Regions from separate parts of the Homo sapiens genome. Here region 2 is linked to region 1. Evidence: chromatin loops called from intact Hi-C (ENCODE). Cell type or tissue: mammary epithelial cell. All regions are shown on one strand. Links, peaks and the distances in the headings refer to the core of each region. The heading gives the core; the rest is flanking DNA.

Evidence for each region. A loop is a pair of places that touch in the nucleus more often than their neighbours do. Peaks named below come from ENCODE experiments on the same cell type or tissue, not always from the same donor. Only the 100,000 strongest peaks of a DNase experiment are listed, where the experiment ranks them.
Region 2: it touches region 1 in a loop (14-fold over the local background); 100 of 110 quality-filtered maps call a loop at or near these places.

Annotation. Positions count from the first base shown.
Region 1 is chr16:84,749,948-84,760,302 of GRCh38, reverse strand. USP10 (ubiquitin specific peptidase 10) reads right to left here. Exons shown (of 14, transcript NM_005153.3): 5 at 1,496-1,587; 6 at 831-940; 7 at 357-412; 8 at 28-131. Among named protein-coding and RNA genes, the nearest start is that of USP10, 55 kb to the right of the region's middle. RefSeq lists an enhancer at 8,012-8,091. In mammary epithelial cell, for the core only: a CTCF peak has its summit at 5,745 (motif pointing left); DNase peaks (open chromatin) are centred at 5,112 and 5,732; H3K4me3 peaks cover 507 bases; H3K27ac peaks cover 1,894 bases.
Region 2 is chr16:84,949,198-84,957,197 of GRCh38, reverse strand. No RefSeq gene overlaps it. Among named protein-coding and RNA genes, the nearest start is that of LINC02176, 25 kb to the right of the region's middle. In mammary epithelial cell, for the core only: CTCF peaks have their summits at 4,802 (motif pointing right) and 6,077 (motif pointing left); a DNase peak (open chromatin) is centred at 4,807.

The DNA of each region.
Region 1 (10,355 bases), core at 2,356-10,355:
ACTAGTGACAACAGAGAAGTCTCAAACCTTTTCAGACAGGCTTGACTTGTTAACTGTCAGGAGTCTGTAAATATATGTGGGCTCAAAGGCAGCTCCAGGGCGAATATCCCTCACGATTTTATCTCCAAGAGCTGCAATGGAAAGAGGACACAGGTTTTCCTAACTACAATGAACTCATAAATGATGAAAAAAGCAACATCATCAAAACTCCCCCACCTCCCACCTGGCTGAATGTTGAGAATGGCATAGGTGTAAAGACACTATCTTCCCAACAAGACTGAATTTACCAAATTTAAGTCATCTGTCTCCATAACTCCCAATATGTAATAGCATCAACAAAACTCATTTTTACTAACCTTGTCGGGGTTTTGGAGGTACTGGCATATTAGTGAACTCATTCATTAGCCGAACACTAAACATGGGGAAAAAATGTTAAATAGTGCAGTTTTAAACAATATATACTTTTACTAAAGAGCTTTGATGGCTAAGTAGAATATCAGCTATACGAGTATAGTAGATTTTAGGTAACCAATGCTGTAACAGCTAGTGAACTCAAGTCTCTTCTATATGCATTTTTGGTCTATTTCAAGTGATATATGCTGGTAAACGCTAAAATATTTTCTACTGAATCTAAAGAACACAGATCATCAATGCTCCAATTCCATTTCTGGTTAACTTCCATATAAAATCGCCAACAGTCTATTTTTAAAAAAAGACAGAATTATAGGACTCATTTGCAGGAAATCAAGAGCTTTACTAAACTATTTCAATTCTAATTATCAGACGGGAAAAACCCCACCACTTAACACATCTTTCACCACCTTACTTACAAGCTGTCTATCATGGGTGTTGACGTACAAGGCCTTTGCACTTTGGAATACAGAGGAATGAACTTCATCAGGTGGTACATCGGCGGGCAAGCAACCAATGCCTGCAGTGTCTATGTAGTGGCAGTAAGGAAGCGTAAAGGAAATGAACAGACACACCACATTTCCTGAAGGCACATGAAGCACAAGAATGTTTATAAAAACACAAGGAAGCTAAGGACGTTGAACTACTTAGATATGTCACCACGAAAAGGAATAAACCAAATAGTTACTAGGGTAAGTGTCCTGTGATGTCCATATAAGGATCTACGAAGCAGTCAGTCGTTTGTATTCAAGAACTTGACCTAACCAAGACAGTTCAATCAGTTAAAACCAAATTTCCAGTTGTAAGTGGTTGCTCTGCCCTATTATTTGTGACTATTCTAATGAGAGCCAGCTTGTCTGCAGCCCTCATTCACGTGCCAACATATCCTCTCTTTTAGAGGGAGATGGACTGGGGTCAGGAATAATCCTGTTTATAAGCAAGGTAGGCAGACCAAGTAATAAACCAGACTTAGGGATTCAAATGGAGAGCTAGATGGCCCACGGAAGCTGAGCTAAGTCACATGCACCCAAAGGAGGGACAGCTGCAACAAGCTGGCCTTGCGGACGGCGTCCAGGAAGGATACAGCATTAATGTAGCACCAGTTCCCTTTATTGATCAGCCCACGGGGTTGCAACGACACTGGTTTATGGATTAGGGTTACATTCTCCAGCAACTCTGAAAGAGTGAAGAAGCATATTTCAGAAATTGATGACATCTAGTGAAGAACATTCAAATCATTTCACATGCTCTACTCTGGGACAGCATTTAAAATCCCTTCAGTAAAACACACAGCCAAAGAAAATGCATACTGTTAAGGCTTCATTCAGTTCAACATCAAGTACATTATTCAATTAGAACATTTTTGAAACTAATCTTTTCCCTCAAATAGCAACATTTAATCTTCCTGGGGGGAACAGAATTAGGGAACACAAGAACTACCTATTTTAATGAGAAACAAAAAAATGTTAACACAGTATCATTATTAGAGAATAGATTTGAGAGATACAGCCTTTCTTCCTTAAACACCATTAGCCAGGTGTGTCTCATCAGCAGCAAGGCGCCTCAGACACTAGATAGAAAGATATCTTGCAGAACCCACGTCTCATTCCTCTCTGCATCCCCAGCATCTAATGCTGACCCTACACATCACTGTGTGTGTTCAATGGCTGTTCAGTGAGTAAAAATACTCCTTTCAGAGACAGCGGTCTCCTACAAATTAAACCGTCCACTAGAAATCCAATTTAGCAACTGTTTTATAAACTGTAATTCCCTTATTCCATTTACAAACACGCTGCTCAGCCTCAGGTTCACCCTGAGTGGACATCACTCTTTCTGTGTATTAAAACAGCTGTGAATGCCATCTTTATAGAATTAACCATCAGAAATGCTTGAAAACAAGACAAGGTCTCCCCCTGTCCCACTATGAATCTTCTAATGGTGATGGCTACAATTTATAAACCCTTCTACACTTAGCACGTTCTTTACAATTGACAAATGTTAATTGGCTGGACTTAATCCTTAGTAATCTAGGAGTACCACCACTTTGACCCTTTCACCAATAAGGAAAATGAGGCTCCCAAAGACTGACTAACTCACCTGTGATCACACAGGAGCCAGGTAGCATAGCCAGGGCCTCAACTCCATAATCTGCAGCCAATCCACACTGTCTCCTTTACTTTTAAATTGTATACTAATCATATAACCCACAAATAGATACACCTACTATGTACCAACAAAAATCAAAAATTCATTTAAAAATAAAGTATAATAAATAAACAAATTGTATATAGGAAAGAAAAACCAAAATGGCATACATACATTTGATAGTAGCATCCATCTAAGGCATCGCTCAAAAATAAGCTTTTCTTTTCTAAACTACATTGTACTGGCAGATCCCAGACTTCGGCACTAATCAAATGAAAAAATTAATTTACAAAATTCAAAACACACACACACACACACACACACACACACACACACACACACACCCCCACCCCTCTCATTCCCTCCTTCCTATGAATAAATGTCCTCTTCCTTCTAACTGAAGAAGCGTAGGGAATAATTTCTGCTAGCTCTTCTTCTGTAGAAAGTAAAATATTACAGATTCTGTGGAATCTGTTTAATTAGACTAAGTTTGCAAAGCTCCTCTCTCTCTTAATATGGAATACCGAACTGGGCCTTGAAATAAATGAATAATGGATCAGTTACGAACTGAACCCCAAGCCTGCATGTGATGACACCCAGCAGAGATAGCACCTGTCATGTGAGGGACACTGTGCTAGAAGCTTTGTGTATATTATTCATAATTATCATAACCCTACTGTCAGAGATAGTTACCAACCCCATTTTACAGATGAGAAAACTGAGGTCACATAACAGCTGAAATGACCTGTGAACCTGGGTCCACCTGACTCAAGAGGTTGAGCCCTTTCCTCAATATATAAGGGGCTTCACTTAAAAATCCCTTTTATTCCAAGGTTTCAGATACTTACTTTTCCCCACAGGCTTAAAGTCTATTGACAGTGGATTTTTACATTTGTCTTTAAACCATATCATCACAACAGTCTATCATTTCTAGTGTGTGCCACAGAACAGCAACTAATGTCATTGCAGTGTTAAAAAGGTGCATTTTCAAATAACCATCAATGACGTAAAGGCATAGTGTCTCAAATGAAAACTCCAGCATGATTCCAACAAGGCTTTGCCATAGTATTTTTATATCAAATGACTTTTTTTTTTAAACCTAACCTTAAGACTCAAAGCCTGCTATCTTTCTAACATAGAAACCTTTGTTTTTTTGAGACAAGTCTTGCTCTGTCACCCAGGCTGGAGTGCAGTGGTGCAATCTTGGCTCACTGCAACCTCTGTGTCCTGGGTTCAAGTGATTTTCCTGCCTCAGCCTCCCATGTAGCTGGGATTACAGACGTGCACCACCACGCCCGGCTAATTTTTGTATTTTTAGGAGAGACAGGATTTCACCATGTTGGCCAGGCTGGTCTTGAACTCCTGAGTTCAAGTGATCCACCTGCCTTGGTCTCCCAAAGTGCTTGGATTACAGGCATGAGCCATGGTGTGTGGCTGAAACCTTTGTTAAATAACATGCTGCCTTTCGCTGAAGGCGAGTAAACCCCTGCTGAGCCCTGCCTAGGCACCGGGTAAGGAAGGCACAGAGATGAATGCAAGGTGGTCCTGCCCTAGGCAAGCTCGCAGACCAGTGAAGGGACGAACTGTGATGTCCCTGGCTCCAAACACACACTGTACAGGCTAAGCTGAAGGGGTGTTGGGAGATGGGGGGCGGGGGGTGGGGAAGGATGCTTAGCCCAATCCAAGGGCTGCAGAAACTCTGGGAAGGTCAGGGGTTGAAGCCACCAAATGGAAGCTGAGGAAGAACAGATATACTAGAAGGTTCTCACTGACTGGGGCAGCAGTGCTATCCAACTAGAGGAGGAATACAACAGATGAGCAGGTTATTTTTTGTTTAGTGTGGTAATGAGCTCAGTTTTAGAGATGTTAGTAAAAGATACCCAGATGACACCAGTAAATCGTATATGTATATTAAAAGACCAGCAAGTGACTGATTTTTTTTTTTTTTTTTGAGACAGTCTCACTCTGCCGCCCAGGCTGGAATGCAGTGGCACCATCCTAGCTCACTCCAACCTCCGCCTCTGGGTCTCAAGCAATTCTTGTGCCTCAGCCTCCCGAGTAGCTGGGACTACAGATGTGTGCCACCATACCCAATCATAATTATTATTTTAAAGACAGGATCTTGCTCTATTACCCAGGCTGGAGTGCAGTGGCGTGATTATGCCTCACTGCAGCCTCGACCTCCTGGGTTCAACAGATTGATAATCACACAAACATACGCACAGGTCCCCAGAGTGCAGGGCTGGAAGGGTAGAGAAGTGAGAAGCACGCAGGGGCAGCGTGTAGGAGTGGGGGCAGCGTGTAGGAGTGAAGACAGCAAGTGCAGGCTGCTCAGCCAGAAGCCGGGCTGAGGAAGGAGACAGGATCATGGGTGCAAGGAGCTAGGGATCCAGGAAGATGCAGCGAAGTTTCTGGGTGGGAGAAGGAGTGAAACAGCAACTTCAGTTTTCTTGACGATACGGAAGGAAAGGTCTTCTAGGGCAGAGTTAGGGCGAAGATGCCAGAGGTGGGTGAGACGGGGCTTGAACATGTTCATTCCTGTTTAGCACTGATACTGGAAGGAAATGAAAGCAGCCACCAGGGCCAGGCATACAAGATCTGCCTGAAACTTCCCTTCGTTGTTGACCCGTTCGAACAGACTCAAAAACACGCTTTATGACGAGGCTAACTCCACTCTTAAAAGGAAAGCATTGCACAGCCATCAAGAACTGGCTGCACTAAGCTCTGTCTGAAAACACAGCTCCTTTTTTTTTTTTTCTGGGACAAAGTCTAGAGACAGGGTTTTGCCACATTGGCCAGGCTGGTCTCGAACTCCTGGCCTCAAGCAATCCGCCTGCCTTGGATTCCCAAAGTGCTGGGATTACAGGTGTGAGCCACTGTGCCTGGCCTCCTTTCATGTTCTTAACTGAGTTAGGGGCCCAGAATAATCTGCATGGCCTGGAGGCTTGACCATTCAATCTCTATGCAATCAAAGGATACATAAATCAACTATAAACCGACTTTTTTCCCAGCATTTATTTGTGAGACAGCATGAACTAGTCAGACAGAAACCTTTAGTTTCTACATCAGCCATTCCCTTAAATCGATACCAGCTTCCAGTTTGCTTATTTTGAGGCGCAGGCAGGTTAAAAAGCAGTTTCAGTTTTTCTTGCACAGTATTAAAATCAAGTCTTCTAGCACCACCCAGTGGTTTGTTCAATAACTGCAAGGAACCTACAAAAGCGAACGAGCACAACCTCTGCAACAGCAGAACATACGTACGGGCCCTTGGGACGTGTACTAGGAAATGTACTCCACCAAGCTTTCCTTCAAGCCTTTGACAGTCTTTGAAAGGCCATTCTGGTACGACGTCGTTAAACGCAGAATAAACCTTTTCAGACTTGGAAAATACAGAAGAGACACGAACAACCTAGATTTTTCTTAATGATTATTCTGTTACTGTAGAAAAATTTTATCTAGTGGCAAGTCTTTCATAAACTAAAATACCGTATCATTCTGTTATTAATCTCTTATAATGATCCTAAATCCTAATCTCAGAGTAAGACCGACAGAAGGCACTCAAGATTCTCCACACTGTCTCCACAGTAGCTGACCTCATCACTGCCTACCTGATATTAGTGCTGTGTGCCTCCTTCTCTGGACAGGAGGCTCCTTAAAGACAAGACTCTCACACTTCAACTGCTCAACAAAGTCCGCACCATCTAAGGTAACAGGACTTGGTGGCCTTTTGTGTCCTCAGCCTGTTACTGCCATCCCTACTAGCTGCATGAGGCCTCCCCTCCTTGCTTTCTCCCCTCAACACCCCTCTGCCAATGATCACTTCTCCCTACAAACAGCTGCCATCTGTTCCTTTCTGATCTTATGCCTTAGACTACCCTGAAGGCAAGGCCAATCATTACTCCAACTAGACAGTGCATGGCATACAGTAAGTTCTCATTAGACAGTAATACAGGATCAATTAAACATCTGGAGATTAAAGTTGTTGGTTACGGCAAATGACTCCACTCATATTTGTTAGAAATGACTCAACAGACTTTAAAGGTCATTTAGCTCCTGGTCCAGAAAGTCTAAATGACAGCTCCTGAGAAGACGCACAGTAAAGGGCAAGGGCCCAGGCACACAAACCAGGAAGACGGGGGTTCGCGCCCTGGCTCTGCCACTTCATTCATTGTGCGGCAGATCACTCCGCACCTGGAACAGGTAAGGAGCTGCACCACGCTCAGCTATAGCAAAGATGAGCACGCATGTAAATACATAAGCAGACCACTCCCGGCATGACGGCCAGCTCAATACAGACATCAGAATCCCCCCTAGAAAATAAAGAGCTAATAGAGGTGGAAGGAGAAGGGAAAAGCAAATGAATTTATGTGAGAGTCTGAGAAAACCAACAACTTTCAGCATCCCAAGAGGAAATGTTAGCCCAACTTCCTTAAAATCTTGACAAGTTTTAAACATCTTGACATATTAAAGATATATTAATAAAGTTCTATTTCAGGCAACACTTTGGGAGGCTATGGCAGGAAGATCACTTGAGTCCAGGAGTTCCAAGATCAGCCTGGGCCACACAGTGAGACTCTGTTGCTATGAAAAATAAAAAATAAAAAATAAAAAAATTAGCTGTACATGGTGGTGCCTGCCTATAGTCCCAACTACTCAGGAAGCTGGGGCAGGAAGACCACCTGCGCCTGAGAGATCAAGGCTGCAGTGAGCTATGATCATGCCACAGCACTCCAGCCTGAATGAATGAGCAAGACCCTGTTTCTTAAGAAAAAAAAAATACGTTTTTAAAAAATAAAGCTCCATTTTAAGAGGAATGATTGTAAGAAATGAAGATTAAATACTTATTGTCAAAGATTTTCTCTTAAGATCCAAACACTCAAGAAACATTTAAGGTCCACTTTTGTAACATCTCACACGTACACTAAGCCTTCCATCCTGACTCATTTCGATAACCATCAACTGGAGGAGACACTAACGCTTTATGAAGTTCGTGAGCTCCTCTTCTTCCTCGCAGTGAAAAAAACAGGGGTGCAAAAGCAGTTCTAATTCCTCCTAAGACCAGACCGAATTATGTTCAAGTGAATGAATCCTATTGTTATCATGCAAAAGTCAGGTCTTACGGACAAGCCAGAACTAATACCACTTCCAAATTTCTAATATCACTCTTCGCTCTATTTAAATTCCTCTTTCAACATCAACATTTTCATTTACAATGTTATTCCTAGCCTAAAGTCCAATACGCATTCCAATTATGGAGGCTAAAAGAATAAAAATGAGGAAGGCGGGCCACCAAGGATAGAGGGCAGGCAACTTCTAGGTTGAAACTTGACCTGCATTCCAAAGTCATTGCCATTGGTGTATCTATTTTACCTTCTTTAAGGGCATATAATAGAAGTTGGCTCTAATAACAAACTTTCCCCAGAAGCCTTCTTTTCAATTCATCATGGTTGGTATAATTTACTACTTAACTGTTCAGACAGCAACTTTAGGAAGATGGCCTCCCCCAGTCCATCTTTGTCACAGGAGTTGGTGGGGCTGCCTAGAACAATGTGTGAGAAAAGGCACAAAATGCCAGAATGACTCATAAAAGACACAAAATTGAAACCTGTAGTTCACTTTTGTAATAACTCACATGAAAAGGCTGAACTGAAATTTCACTCTTATGAAATCTGCTGACATACAGAAAAATGGAGTTGCTTAATAGCCTTTTTTCAAATTTTAAGACATACATGCTAGATGGTAGCTCACAAGGGCTGCCACAAATCAGCCCACTGAAATTGTTTATCAACTCAAAGGCAATACCAGCATCGTAAACTTTTATGTCATCATAAGCTATGATTATTCTTACACATATTTTACACATCAAATTCTGTTTTCCTAAAATTAGGACTTAGGGGTCATATTAACATTGAAAATCCCTGAAAATGCAAGGTACAGAACTCTGATTCTTAGGGCTCAATAACTGGCCCGTAATCGACATTCTGGTGTTGTTGACCTGCTTTTCTGTCATCATTCTAACTGTCCAGAACATTCTCCAAGTGCTTTTCTTTTCCTCATTACCATCAATTTGGAAGAACACACACTATCTTGGTTATCTAACCAGGTGGAGGACAGCAAAGTGACCAAAATGTACCACTACCCATTGACTACAGATCAACTTATGTTTCTGAAGTGGAAAGATGTATAATAAATGTGAGGCTACAAACATCGAATCAGATGTGGACTAAACTCTCAGTCCACAAGGGTGGATCCCGGTAAACAGGTGCCACGCCTTTTTAACTTAGATCACGCCGCATGACCACTGCCTGTGTACTTCAGAGTTTGAAGAGGAAGTGCAAAATATCTGAGAAACCATTTCCCCCAAGGAGCGGGGGGAAATATATGCATGATTTATAAACTGCCAAAATAAAGATCAGTTTTAGGATACACAGCCATGCTTAATGATGGGGATATGTTCTGAGAAATGTGGCATTAGGCAATTTTGTCATTGTGGGATCACATGCCTAGATGGTATAGCCAACTACACACCTGGGCCATATGCTAGAGCCTATTGCTCCTAAGCTACAAACCCGTACAGCATGTTGTGTACTGAATACCGTAGGCAACTGTAACACAACTCACTGGTCACTAGAAATTGTTTAGCTCCATTATAATCTTATGGGACCACTGTCGTACATGCGGTCTGTTGTTGACTGAAACATCATTAAAGCAGCACATAACTGTATGTTCATTTACACTTAAATAAACACGGACAGGGTAATTCATTAGAGAAGACCCAAATTGTAATAACTTTGTTTCTTGATCCAATGCCTTTTAGGTATAAAACCACTGTGAAAAATCATATAAACAGGTTTTGACTAACAATTCATAATAAATGACATTGCTAGATACCTCAACGCAATGTTTTCAGAGCTGTTCAAGAGCTCAGTTTTCCTAGTTCTCTCTCACTGGAATTTTAACTTATCGGGCAGTTGGCCACTCTTCTTACCCAGCATTATTTATATTCTGTTAAAACAAAATATACTGTTGCATAATTTTGAAAGCAAAACATCAAATACAAAATGGCTCTATTTGTGATGTGAAAGCATCTGATACAATTTCGTCTAGTATATGAGGAATGTTCCTTAGTAAAGACCCAGGAAAAGTACAATGTTCAATGAAAGCATACGTTCAATTTCAAACGTCACATGTTCGTCAACTCCAAAGTATCTGTGCTAATGAGGGAAGCAGCAGCAAAGGCACTCCCCACGTGTCTGCCATACTCACTCTTAACAAGGGTGTCGCGTTTTGCAACTACTTTCAAACACAAGCTATTAAGTTTTGGGTTTTTTTTTTTTTTTTTGAGACAGTCTCACTCTGTGGCCCAGGCTGGAGTGCAGTGGCACGATCTGGGCTCACTGAACCTCCACCTCCCCGGTTCAAGCTATTCTCCTGACACAGCCTCCTCAGTAGCTAGGATTACAGCCATGAGCCACCACGTCCATCTAATTTTTTTATTTTTAGTAAAGATGGGATTTCCCTATGTTGGCCAGGCTGGTCTTGAACTCCTGGCCTCAAGGGATCCACCCACCTCAACCTCCGAAAGTGCTGGGATTACAGGCGTGAGCCACTGTGCCGGGCTGTATTAAGTTTCCTTTTGTTGACTCCTACTGATAAATGGCAACCATCTCCTCTCAGACCAGTCACTGAAACACAGATCCCTCTCCAACCCTCGGCAAGACAGGGCTTTTGTGTTTAGATACATCCTTCCCTTGGGGCTAAAGGAAATCACTGAGTATTCAGTTCACACGCTCTCCCCT
Region 2 (8,000 bases), core at 1-8,000, 200 kb before region 1:
AAAGATCAGCAGATAGACATCCGTAGCCGTCTGTGTCCACGGTCCCTCCAAAAAAGGACAGTTTAGCCCCCAACACTGAAGGAAGGTCATAATCTGAGTAAGGGCCAGTTCTTGAATTAGGATTTATCAAGGGACACCTGATTTTCTTGTGTTTCCTCAAAGCGTTGACTACTGGGCAATGGGTGGCAGTGGACAGGTGTGTGTGTCTCCTGGGGATGCTGTAACAAAGTGTTGCTAACTGGGGGCTTAGGACAGCAGAAACGTGTGTTCTCTCTGTTCTGGAGGCAGAAGTCTAAAATCAAGGTGTGGGCAAAACCATGATCTCTCTGAAAGTTCTAGGGGAGTGTCCCTTGCTGCCTTGTCCAGCTCCTGCTCACTGCCAGCAGTCCTTGGCGTTCCCTGGCCTGTAGACACATCACTGCAACCTCTGCCTCCATCCTCATATGGGCTTCTCCCCATGTTTGTGTCTAAATTTTCCCCCCTACCTTTTTGTTTTTTTTTTGAGATGGAGTCTCGCTCTGTCGCCCAGGGTGGAGTACAGTGGCACAGTCTCGGCTCACTGCCACCTCTGACTCCTGGGTTTAAGCGATTCTTGCATCTCAGCCTCCTGAGTAACTAGAATTACAGGTGTGCACCGCCACTCCTGGCTACTTTTTGTATTTTTAGTAGAGACGGGGTTTCACCACGTTGGCCAGGCTGGTTTCGAACTCCTGGCCTCAAGTGATCTACCCACCTCGGCCTCCCAAAGTGCTGGGATTACAGGTGTGAGCCACCACGCCTGGCCAATTTTCCTCTTCCTGGAGTCCAGTGGCACAATCTTGGCTCACTGCAACCTCTGCCTCCTGGGTTTAAGCGATTCTCCTGCCTCAGCCTCCCAAGTAGCTGGGAGTACAGGTGTGAGCCACCACGCCTGGCTAAATTTTTGTATTTTTAGTAGAGATGGGGTTTGGTCATGTTGGCCAGGCTAGTCTTGAACTCCTGGCCTCAAGTGATCTGCCCACCTTGGCCTCCCAAAGTCCTGGAATTACAGGCGTGAGCCACCGTGCCTGGCCCAGTTTCTCTCTTCTAAGGACACCAGCCATTGGATTAAGGTCTAGCCTACTCCAGTGTGACCTCATGTTAACGAATTATATTTGCAAAGATTCAATTTCAAAATAGGGTCACATTCACAGGTTTCGGGGATTAGGACCTAAACGTATCTTTTTCGGGGACACAATTCCACCTGGTAGAGTGGGTCAGCATTATGCCTGCCCCCCAACGTACTTTGCTGCCAGCAAAGTGTGAGAAAGACTGAGCCAAGGAGCCATTACCTCCTGGCCTGGGGGTACCGTTGGGGACCCCTGGGCCATTCCACTTTCCCTGGCAGCTGTAGGCTTATTTCCCTTCCAAGGAATGGCTGCCCTGAGGTCAGCCAAGCCAGGTGGAACACAGAGCTTTAGGGCCAGGCCCTGACCTAAGCTCCCTGGGGAGGGAGCACCTTTGACTTTTGGAACGGGAGGGCAGGAAGGTTTGGCCTTGATTGGAGGGCTCTGGGGCACCTGCCAGGCTGCAGGTGTTGACACCTAGCAGCCGCCAGCCCGACCTGATCCCCAGTGCCCAGGCAGGGACCAGAGCGGCTCCCAGGTAGCTGGTGCTGCAGGGAACCTTGGGAGCTCTGCCAAACCAAACAACACATTTCCAGAGAGGTGTGCTGACTGGCCTGAGGTCACACAGCGATCAGACAGGGCCAACATGGGTGGCCGGGGCCCCAACCACATTCCTGCCAATTTGAGCTTCTTAGCCTTTTACCCACCAAGAGGGCACAGGGTGTGGGGGGTAAGTAGTTTTTTTGCCCATGGGAGCCCAGGGCTGATTTTATTTTGAGACAGTCTTGCTCTGTCACCCAGGCTGGAGTGCAGTGGCACCATCTCAGCTCACTGCAGCCTTGCCCTCCCCGGCTAAAGTGATTCTTCCACCTCAACACCCCAAGTAGCTGGGACCACAGGTGTGCACCACCCTACCTGGCTCATTTTTAAAAATTGTTTTTGTAGAGATGGGCTCTCGCTATGTTGCTCAGGCTGGTCTTGGACTCCTAGCCTCAAGCAGTCTTCCTGCCTTGGCCTCCCAAAGTGCTGGGATTACAGCATGAGCCCCACGCCCGGCCAGGGTTGATTTTATAATAGCTTTGTAGTGGCAATCAGGAAGAATCTGTCACCCAATTAGCAGCCAGAATGGAGCTGTGTCAGCAGATGTTTGGGAAAAGGGGCGAGAGGACTGACGTGGCCTGAACCCCTCCTCTGTGCCAGCACTTTCCGCACAGGCTGTCACCAAGTCCCAGCCTCTCCCCTGAGAGGCAGTTAGACACACACCTCACCTGTAGGCAGCCGGAGGTCCACGCAGCTTGGAGTCAGCCTGGAGTTCCCGTCCCTGCTCAGGTCCCCAAGGGGCGTCAGTTCATCTCAGAGAGCCTCAGTTTCCCCATCTGTGAACTGGGGATCACAGGCCCAGTCTCACAGGTGGTCACGAGGATTAGGAATCACATCCCAGGAACGGCCACATAGGAGCTCAAGAAAGATGACGGGTGGATTTTCGACGGGTTCTGTAACAAATGTCCACAGACTTAGCAGCTTAAAAACCTCATTTGTCATTTACGGTTCCACAGGTCAGAAACCCAGCCTCAGTCTCCCTGGGCTTGGGTCACGGTCAACAGGGCTGGTAACTTCTGGGGGTTCTGGGGGAGAATCTGTTTCCCTGCCTTTTCCAGCGTCCAGAGGTCACTGGCATCCCATGGCTCCTGGCCGCTTCGTCCACCTTCAGAGCCGGCAATGTTGCATCTCTGCTGCTGCTTCGGTAATCACAGCACCCTCGGAAAGGTTCTATCACGGCTCCCTCTGACCACAGCTCAGAAAGGTTCCACCACGGCTCCCTCCGACCGCAGCTCAGAAAGGTTCTCTGATTCTAAGGACTCGTGTGACTCGATTAGGTCCACCTGGATGACCCGGGTTACCCTCCCTATGGCAAGGTGCCCCTTGCCCCACCTGCAAAGTGCCTTTTGCCACGTCAGGTAACCTGCACAGGTTTGGGGAATTAGGGCGAGCTGAATCGCCGAGCTCATCGGGCCACAGGTGAGTTGAGTTGAATTCTGGAAAGCAAGGGAGGCCTGGGCTGGCCTCTGGCGGTTCTTTTTGGAAGAAGAAGATTCCACTAAAACCAGCTCATTCTAGGACCACTTCCCATCTTTCTGCTGTTTTTGACTCTTTTCAAAGAGGCCCTGTCTAGCCAAGGAGACTGGGTCACGTCTGCCAAACCTTTGCTTCAAAATAAACCCTACTAGGAAATTTCCATGGGACTGGGCCCTTTTCTTCCCCCACGGACCTGCTTGAAGTTCAAAACCTGGCGGGGCTTCTGTACAAAAGGGCACCGGTCATTACGCGGCCCTGAGAGCAGGTTTTCTGTTGTTGTTTGTGTGGGTTTTGTTTGCTTTCCCCGTCTCCATCTCTCCACCCGGTGGGGTCGTAGCAAGATGGTCACCTCTGTCACCTCCCCCAAGTCCCTCTTGCAGCCGCCTCCTTGCTGTTTGCCTTTCTGTCCCCAGGGCTGCATCTTGCACGTGTCCCCTGTCTGATTTCCACTGTGGTCAGGTCACGTGTGGCTCTGGGAATTCCAGGAAAGCCTGGCTTTCAAGACCACTGTCTCATCAAACACTTAAACCTTAAAAACCCTTATTTTGATGCTCAAAGCTGAGTGTGGATTCCTCTGTACCTGTTCTCTTCCCTGAGCAAGAAGCCTCATTTTCAGAGCCTGGTCGTGATAGGAGAAGAGGTGCTGGGGGCCCCCAAAAGAAACTTCCGGAGCTATTTCATAACATCCTTTGCCTGTAGACGTAAAGCCAGCAGCCAGCAAGTGGCAGTCCATTCATGGGACACAGCCCTCTCCAGGAATCACTAAGCTCATATTTGCTGCTCTGTGCTGGGGCTCTCTGGAAGGACAAAAGACACCAGCAATGTGGAAGGGAAATGGGGCTTTGGGATGGGAGGGGACTTGGTTTCCTGACCCTTTTGCACCGTGACACTGGACATGTGTCTGAGTGTCTTTTACTGAAGGAGGAAACATTCCTTCTCTTGCCTCTTTCCAGAAAAGGTCAGGTGGCTCAATTCATCCTGTCTGAAATGAAGAATGAAACAGTTGGTGGTGGTCTTTTGCTGGCAGGCTGTACTTTGGGAAGTCCCCAGGCCATGGCTGATAAGGGCCTGCGGCCTATGGTGCAGTCTCAAGCAGAGAGAGGCCACAGGCATGTGAGGGAGGCCCTGGCCTTGGGGCCCCCTTTGTCTGGCTGGTGGAGTTTATCTCCCTTCCCAGATGAGGCCAGGAGCTGTGGAGTCAGCTCCTGGCCTCTCTGCCCATTGGCTGGCTGTCTGCCTGGGGCCTGAGATTCACCAGCCCTGCACGAAGATTAAGGGGATCAGGATTCCATCCCCTCCCCTTGCTCAACCTCTGAAGTCAGGTCCCAGCCAGGCACCCATTGGAGAAAACCCAGGCTAGCCAGACCTTCTGCCGTCTGGGTCAGCTCCGTGTAGCGCTGGCCTGTCTGTCTGGTGTCTCCTGGAGAGCATGACTTGGTGGTGTGCCATCTCAAATGTCTCCCGCCAGCTGCAGACTTGGTTATTGCCTTTTGTGAGCGGTGTTCACCCAGCGTTAATGGAATGGGCATTCTCTGAAGGGCTGCAAGTAACACTTAGAACCAAGCCCAGGACTGGCCGGGCAGCAATGTCTGCAGCCTGGAGCTGCCCATGTATGTTAAGAGTGTCATTCCCTAAAAGGCCACCAGAGGGTGCTGCTCAGAGCCACATCGCGACAAACCCTCTATGGCTCCTTATGGCTCTCAGGATGAGGGCTGGGGCTCACAAGCCGGTGTACAAAGTTGTGAATGATCTGGCCGCTGACCTCTCCAGCTCCATCTTATTCTCCTCCGTGCTATGTGTTCCAGCCACGCTGGCTTCCTCACAGTTGCTGGAAAAGATTATTTCCTGCAGCCGCAGGTCTTTTGCACATGTTATGCCCACTTCTTTTTTTTTTTTTTTTTTTGAGACGGAGTTTCGCTCTTGTTGCCAGGCTGGAGCGCAGTGGTGCGATCTCGGCTCACTGCAACCTCCATCTCCCAGGTTCAAGTGATTCTCCTGCCTCAGCCTCCCAAGCAGCTGGGATTACAGGCGCCCGCCAGCACGCCCAGCTAATCTTTGTATTTCTAATAGAGATGGGGTTTCACCATGTTTTCCAGGCCAGTCTCGAGCTCCTGACCTCAGGTGATCCACCAGCCTTGTCCTCCCAAAGTGCTGGGATTACAGGCATGAGCCACCGTGCCCAGCTAATTTTTGTATTTCTAATAGAGATGGGGTTTCACCATGTTGTCCAGGCTGGCCTTGAACTCGTGACCTCAGGTGATCTGCCTGCCTCATCCTCCCAAAGTGCTGGGATTACAGGTGTGAGCCATTGTTCCCGGCCCCGCCCACTTCTTAGAAGGCTGTTCCACTCATCTTCACCCAGAGAAGTCCTAGTCACCCTTTAGGCCTTACCTGAAACACTGGTCCCAGAGTGAGGGGCCTTTCTAAACCCCTCCTTGAAGTCACTGGACCCTGCTCGACATGCTGGAGCCCAGCATTCTCCCTGCAGCAGGCGCCACCCATGCAGTGAAGTCATGAGTTCTGTCCTGGCTTGTCCACTGTCTGTCTTCACTGCTGGTTCCCTATGCCCTGTGCAGTGCCTGGCACCTAGGAGCTGCTCAGGAAGCTGTATTGCACTGGATGCTCACTGAACGCCACCTGGTATAGATATTAGTGCTGGGCACCAAATATTTCTGGTTGTCTCTCTTCTAGGCACCTGGTAGGATTAGACTTTCTGCCCCTTTTGAGGGGATGTGGCACGCATTGTCATTCTCCTACCTGTAGCCGGGAAGCATGTGAGCAGAAGAGACATGCGTCCCTGCCCAGGCTGGAGCATTTACTCACCAACGTGAGCGCCTCTGGCACGGCTGCTGGCAACCGTTGAGATGTGGCTACTCCCTGAGCTGGGGCCCCCTAGTGTCCATGATGAGCAGAACCCCCCGCTGGCCTCTGACACAGAGAATGAGCAAGGAACACATCCTTATTGTCTTCAGCCACTGGGATTTGGGGTTTGTTTGTCACAGCGGCACAATGTGGCCAGTCCTGACTGATACACCACCTGCTGCCCAAAGGCAGGAAAAGTGCAATCACCCTGGGGCCGAGCTGGCTTAGGGGGCCAAGATCTAGGAGTGCTTGAAGGTGGTCAGGAAGCAAAGGCTCTGTGGCAGCTGGGGGAAGGCTGGTGTGGCTGCAGCAGCAGGCGCTGGGAATGGGCCCAGACAGGTCACAGGGTCAGACCCTACTGGGCCCAGTAGATCATAAGGGTGTGGCTCTTTAGGTTCATACCATGCCTGGTCCAGCGCCCTCAGTTGGTGGAACTCATTGTTAAATAGCAATTAATAAATTGGCAATAGATTTATATAAATTTTTTAGAGATAGGGTCTTGCTCTGTTGTCCAGGCTGGAGTGCAGTGGAAAAATAATTTACTCCTAAGAAATTAATACAATTGATTTCATTTGTTATTTAATAATTTAATCAATGACTAAAAATTAATCAATTAAATAATAACTTGAGGTCTCAGAGAAGGGTTCTTTTTCCCCTTTCTTCATACACACGAAATATATTTTTCTACTTGGCCTGAAATTCCACCATTAGAGTAAAATTCCTCTGGCTTGTGAGGAATGGGTCCAGCTGAGGCAGGGGGTGAAGGGTGATGGGCACGGCACTCCAGAGGTTGTGCAGCTCGGTGGCCCTTAGGTGACATTTGAACAGAGACCAGGACAATGGGAGAGAGGGAGTCATGTGGGGCTCAGGAATGGTGTGCAGATGGAAGGAACAGCATGTACGAAGGCCTGAGGCAGGACATCCTTCTGTTTAGAGAACTAGGAGCCGATGCCAACCTGGAGGGAGAGGGAGAGGGCTAGGATAGCTGGGAAGATAATTACATGGCTGTGCAGAAAGCTGAAGGAGGTGTTAGTTGGATGTGGGAGTCAAAAGGAGTCCAGGCCACTTTCTCTTTTTATCAAACTGGAGAAACACACCTCCTTTCCATTTTAATGTCTCTGGAATCAGGATGCTCCTCACCTGCAGTGGCAGCTCATATTTGATGAAATACGGTAATTGCAAAGCCGGTTCAAGAAGCAAAGGTTTAGCCCTTGAGTGGAGCCCTTGAAGAGTTGCTGCTGTACTCATGGTTGGTGGCACCGAGAGAACATGGACCTTGATCACTCAGAGTTAAGGAGTGATTCAGAGAGTCAGACTCCAAAAGTGAAGAAGTTTAGGACATTCTGTAATCCACCCATTTCACTCGTGTTTCCTTTGTTTACGTGTGCCCGGAGTGTTCATAAGAATCTAAATAAGTCTCGCAGAGCTCTTTTGGCAAGTATCAAATACAAACTAAGGGATACGCAGGCCCCGCGGTGGAGGATTCGCGCTTCCTTTCTCAGAGGCACAGGTTGGTGGAGAGCCTCAGGACTCGGGCTTAGACCCTAGTTCTGCGACTTAGCACCTGTGTGACCTGATACCTGCTCCTCCCCTGTAGAAACATCAGAGAGAGGCACACCCCACCACACACACGGAGACACACGCAGAGATGCACCTGAGGCACACATGCACACATAAAACCACACAGACACGCACACACACACAGACAAAACCACACAGACAAGCACACACAGACACAGACAAAACCACAAACACACACAGACAAAACCACAGACATGTGCACACACACAGACAAAACCACACAGACACGCACAGACACAGACAAAACCACACACGCACACACAGACAAAAGCACACAGAGACACGTGCACACACACAGACAAAACCACACAGACACACACAGACACAGACACGCACACACACACAGACAAAACCACACAGAGACACGTGCACACACAGACAAAACCACACAGACAT